Regions from separate parts of the Homo sapiens genome. Here region 1 is linked to region 2. The links are chromatin loops, found by intact Hi-C in ENCODE. Cell type or tissue: MCF 10A. All regions are shown on one strand. Each heading gives the region's core, and the rest is flanking DNA. Links, peaks and the distances in the headings are about the cores only. Region 1 overlaps LINC01418 (long intergenic non-protein coding RNA 1418). Region 2 overlaps IL16 (interleukin 16).

Region 1 (2,801 bases), core at 113-2,612, 670 kb after region 2:
AGCTCCCTCACAGAGCCCTTGTGCTTTGAGGAACATTGACCTAACACTAGTGCCCCAGGTGAATCCTGATTGGTCTAATCCAATCAGGGTCATCCCATCTCCCTACCACAGGGGTTAACCAGGTAATTGGCCTAAGCCAATTAGTGCCAGGCTATCCCCAGCCTCAGCGACTGATCTTCATAACCTTGGCGTAGGCCAATGTTTCTTTTAAAACACACACACACACACACACACACAAACATAAAGGAAAAGATTGGCAAATTGAGCTTCATTAAATGAAGACTGTCTATTTATCAAGACACCATTAAGAGAGTGAAAGGCAAGCGACTGAGTGGGAGAAGAGGATTTTCATGCAGCACGTATAAAGAACTCCTACCTATCAATCTTTAAAATGAGAGACAACATGTTCAACCCTAGGCAACGGTCTTGAACAGGAACTTCACAAAAGAGCATATCCAAATGGCCAAAATCCATGAAAAGTTTCTCTACATTATTAGTCATCAGAGAAATACATGTTAAGAACACAATGAGACATCTCTATACATCTGCTAGATCATGTTTAAAAATTTCATGTAACAATACCACTTACAGACAAAGATGTTGGGCAAATGGAACTTTCATAGACACCTGGTAGAAGTAGAAAGTGATACAGCCACTTCAGAAAACTATGCCAGTATGTACTAAAGCTACAGGTATGCCTACCCTATGACCCATCAGTTCTATTCCTATACACATATCCAAAGAAATCGCATACATATATACACCAAAATACATTATAAGAATATTCCTAGTATCATTATTTTAATAGCCAAAATTGGGAATGATCCAAATGTCCATTAATAGTGGAAAAGGCATCTGGGGTGTTGGTAATATTTTATTTATTAATCTGGGTAGTGTTTATACAAGTACTTGCCCACATTGATCTAAAAAGTGGAAGGATTTCAAACTCAAGTATATCTGACTTCAAAGGCCTGTCAATTACAGTATTTTAATAAATGTGAGTATGTAGTGGTGATGAGGTCGACTTTAAAATGTGTATGAATTGAAACATGTTCCAATTACGTCTCCTTTTATCATCCTTTTGGTGACCAAAATTATACAACCATGACTAAGAAACTACTGCCACCTAGTGGCACCCTTCCCTAATTGCAGGATAAATTATTGTGAGCGTGACTCAACTTCAAGCGTGTACAGTCAACTTAAAATAGCATGATGACAACAAAAACTTTCGTTAGATTTCCCCACACCCACCCAATATTTGTTTCTACTTATGGAAAGCAATCACTTCTTACTCAGATAGCTTCATCTGAGTAATGTAAACATTTTGTCTTTATCCTATTCTTTTTATATATAAAAATAGTTAAAATGATTACCTGCCAATCATTGAGCAGTTACTACATGTCAGACATTGCATTAATACCTTTGCATGGATTATGTCATTTAGTTGTCATAACAATTCTCTAAGGAGTCTACTACTATTATACCCATTTTAGAGATGAATAGACATAGATATGTTGAAGTTTCCCAAGGTCAACATAGCTAAGTGATCAAGTTGGAATTTTAATCCAGATCTGCAGGATTTCAACCCTCTTGCTCTCCTATCTTCCAAGCATCCAAGTTGGATATTTTTTCTTCAAAGTAGGGAATCCAGAAATGTGAGTTCCAGTGCTGGAGGTGACAAGAACTCACTGTGGACCATAAGCAATTCACTTCACTTGTCAGAGACTCAATTTTCTTATCTGTAAATTAAAAATCTTGCCCAGGTGATCTCTGAGCCTCCTTCCCACACCATCACCTAATAGCTCCTGATCACAGAAGAAAGGCATTAATCTAAGCCACTGGCAATATGTTTTTGTGGTTTGGTGCAACTATTTTTAGACCATCACAGAATAAGAGCTCATTTCATGGAGCCAGTCACAAATTTCCCACAATCTTTGGGGGAAATCCAAGCCTGGGTGATTCTGGTGCTTAATGAGATGATGTAATGCAGGAAAATATATAGCTGGAAGAAAATTTTATTGGTGTGAGTAAATGTGCATTTTCAAGTGAATTACAAGACCTTAAGAAGTAAATGTATATGCCCCAGGGGAGAAATCACCTAAGACTTTAAAACAGAGCATGTAGTGTTCATTTGTAGGCATTCTAAGAACCTTTGCAGATGTGAAGGAAAAGGAAAAATTGTGCAGAACCTTTAACCCTAGAAAGAAAAACAAATGACCTCAGAAAAATATCTTCAACTAAGTAAATTGAGGATACCCCATGACAGGTGCAACTGTCAGATAAAGGGGCTTTATAATGCAACATGAGCTAACATATTCATTCAGGAGAGGTGCACTTATGTAAATCTGCTAATGGGAAATCTACAGGATTAGCAACTTTAAAGAATAATGCATGAAACTAGTCTGGCATTTAAATGATGAAGCATGCACTCTCTAACATGCCTATGTTTTTTTTAAAAAAAAAAGGCATGTTGTCTGACGCAAACACAAGAAGTAGCATTCTGAGTCATGTAAATTTCTTGAAGTTTTTCTAAACTGCCACATACCTATAATACATTTGGCATATACATCCTAGCAAATTCCAATCCTGTGATGTCCATTTCAGAGTGCACAATTTTGACAGACTGTTAGTGACTGGGAAGTTTGGGGTTTTTTTCCCTTTATTATTTCAATAGCTAACTTTAAGTAGATATAATAAATAAGGTAAAACATTGCACAATGAGAAAGATGGCCAGAGAGATGCCTTTTTGTCCTGTTTTGCCTGTTTTATCTCTGCAAAGGCACTCCTGGTATTTTTCAACC
Region 2 (2,801 bases), core at 151-2,650:
CTGTCCTTCCTAACCCACAACCATAGGGAAACCAGGTTCAATGCTTCCAACCCTTGTAACGGATGAGTCTGATAAACATTTGCTAGGAGCCTACTGAATCCTAGGGTCTAGGAATACAGATAGAAACAATCAGGCATGATTCCTGAAGAGCTCATGATCTGCCACAGGGACCCTCTCTTCCACTCCCCACCCACCTTTCTTCCATCAACCCACCCCCTCTCAACTCTTTCATATCCTCACAAGACAGAAGCCTCATCCATCCTGGGAGTGAGGGGCCAGGGAAACAGAGCTGCCTGTCTTCTTGTCCTGTAGAGTCAGGGTTCCCCCCACCCCCACCTCCACCCTAAAGTCATTCATGGATTATTGAGCAACAGGTTTGGCCCAAAGAAATTGCCAGGTTTCAACTCAGGAGGCAAAGTTCAGGGGCTGGAAGTCACAGGGCAGAGAGTACCCACTGCAGGCCAAGGACTGGGCCATACACCAGAGGTCTGAAGAGAAGTGACTTCATAGCATTTTCACTCTTCTCTGTCAGCTCGCTTTCTATAAGCTATGCTGGGAGCCTAACCACCTTTAATCATCTAACTTGCTTAGGGCAGGGTAGGCACACTACAGTCTGTGGGCCAAATCTGGCCCACCGCCTGTTTTCAATGTCTCATGAACAAAGAAAGGTTATTACATTTCTAAATGGTTGAAAATTTAAAAGTGTTTTTGATTATTTTATGATATGTGGAAATGAAATGAAATCCAAATTTTAGTATCCATAAAAAAGCCTTCTGGGGACTCGAGCACGCTCATCCACGTACCTGTCATCCAGGGCTGCTTTCATCTCAGCAGGGTGCCCCCATCTCAGCCTCACAAAGTGCTGGGATTAGAGGTGTGAGCCACAGTGCCCAGCTAGAAAAAGAAACCAGAGAAAAAGGATGGATCATATACAATGGAACCATGATTAGGTGACAGCAGATTCATCAGTAACGACCAGGTCCAGAAGTCAGTGTAAACATAGTATTTATATCTGAGTTGCTTGGTGTAATGTTGAATTCAGAGAAAGTGCTCCCTGTTTGTGTATTGAACAAATTGAAAGAAAGGGAGAAAGTGGTTTTCTGTTCACATAGAAATGGATTTTATGTTACAGCATAGTGTGGAGTGGTTGCAGCTCACAAAGGTTAAAACTTTTACCATCTGGGTCTTTACAGAAAAAGTTTATCAACCCGAGCACTATGCAGAATTACACATACAGATTTTAGGGTGTGGGCAATGGCGAGCCTTTGAAGGTTTTTATACTATGGGAGGGACCTGCTGTGACCAGGGTTTTCAGAGGCTTCAGGAAGCAGAGTGTAGGATGAAGTGGGCCATTGTGAGCCCCAGGCTCCAGCTCCAAGGACTGCACAGAGGCGGTAACCCTGGGAGGAGAAGGGAGCAGATGAGAGAAGTGACAGAGCCTGAGCAGAGGTCGCAAAGGGCGGGGCGGGTCAGAGAGAACTGGAAGGTTTCTGGTCTTAGTAAACTAGAGAAAGACATTGCCTTATATAGAGTAAGAGGCACTGGAGGAGGAGGAGGAAAAGGAAGGCAAACCAGGATGTGTAGGTTTGAGTGGCAGAAGGGAGAGCGATGTCCCTGGATGACCACGAGATGGCGCTGTCCAGCAGGGAAATGACATCCGTTCTCTCTCCGTTCAGGGAGTTAGAAGTGAATGCAGACATTTGGGGAGCATGGACATTAGAAAAACAGCTGAAGTTACCAAGCAGTTGACGGGGGAGGAGGGGGGGGAGGGGAGGGGAGGGGAGGGGAGGGGAGGGGAGGGCCCAGATGCCGTTCTAGGGGAATAGCTAAATCAAGAGGGTGGTGGAGAGGAAATGTCAAAGAGAGGAAAAAAGAACAGTGGGATCAGAATTGGGAGTGTGCCATCATGTGTTTTATTATCTTTTGTACTTTTCTGTGTTTAAACAAAGGGGTGGGGGAAGGGTTGAAGTGGCAAGAAAAGAGAATATTGTGTTTTGTTCTCTTTCCTGAATGTAAGCCTGCCCAAGCCAAACTTTTTATTTTTTCTGAGCATTTGCCTCCCTTAATTAACAGCAATCATAAAAATTGAAGATTTCAATGAGTCAAGACTCTCAGCTAGTATATGATCCCTGATTCTAGCCTCAAACATTGACCAAATCATCTTTTGTAACTTCTTTTAAAAGTAAATATTTGAATCTTGAATTCAGGGCAAATACATTAGTTGCAACAAAAGTTTGGTGTACAGATCAAGGCTACTAATGTTTTACTTTTATTCCCCTTCCAAGAAACTATTGTGTAAGATTTATTTGGCAAAACCTAATCAGCCAGCTTTTACCAGATATAGCCAAATAAGGACAGGACATTCCAAAAAGCCCAGAGCTGGGCTGTGTGGCCCCAGTAAGATGGACATTCTAATAACTTAAAGAGAAGTCTAGCCCCTTAGGTAATTAAGAATGGACATTCTGAATTTTTGTTGTCTATCCTTCTTTCAGCACACATGTAATTATATTCTGATGTTTTAAATGTATCTATTTTCCTTCCCAGACTTGGAGTCTCACAATGACAAGGACTGGTTCCTTTTATTTTTCACTTTGGCTCCAGCAACCTAACAGACGGAACTGATCTGAATACTCTCCCCACCCTGCCTCCAGCCCCTGTTTCCAATACGTAGACTTGTGAAATAATATAGCACATCCAAAATCAAAATAAAGACGTGGAAATGCCCAGCTGCTAAGAAACAAAGAAACAACTTTAAATCTAAGAATGGCAGACTCAGGGGTTGATGATGTGGCGGGGAGGGC

What was found. Hi-C counts contacts between places; a loop is a spot of excess contacts. Peaks named below come from ENCODE experiments on the same cell type or tissue, not always from the same donor. Only the 100,000 strongest peaks of a DNase experiment are listed, where the experiment ranks them.
Region 1: a loop joins it to region 2, with 5 times the contacts of the local background. A loop is called at or near these places in 3 of 110 quality-filtered maps.

The regions. Positions count from the first base shown.
Region 1 is chr15:81,938,658-81,941,458 of GRCh38, forward strand. The region is part of intron 3 of LINC01418 (long intergenic non-protein coding RNA 1418); the gene reads right to left. Among named protein-coding and RNA genes, the nearest start is that of LINC01418, 27 kb to the right of the region's middle. In MCF 10A, for the core only: a CTCF peak has its summit at 1,117 (motif pointing left); a DNase peak (open chromatin) is centred at 1,124.
Region 2 is chr15:81,273,601-81,276,401 of GRCh38, forward strand. The region is part of intron 6 of IL16 (interleukin 16); the gene reads left to right. Among named protein-coding and RNA genes, the nearest start is that of STARD5, 49 kb to the right of the region's middle. RefSeq lists enhancers at 1,468-1,762, 1,488-1,782. In MCF 10A, for the core only: a CTCF peak has its summit at 1,620 (motif pointing right); a DNase peak (open chromatin) is centred at 1,631.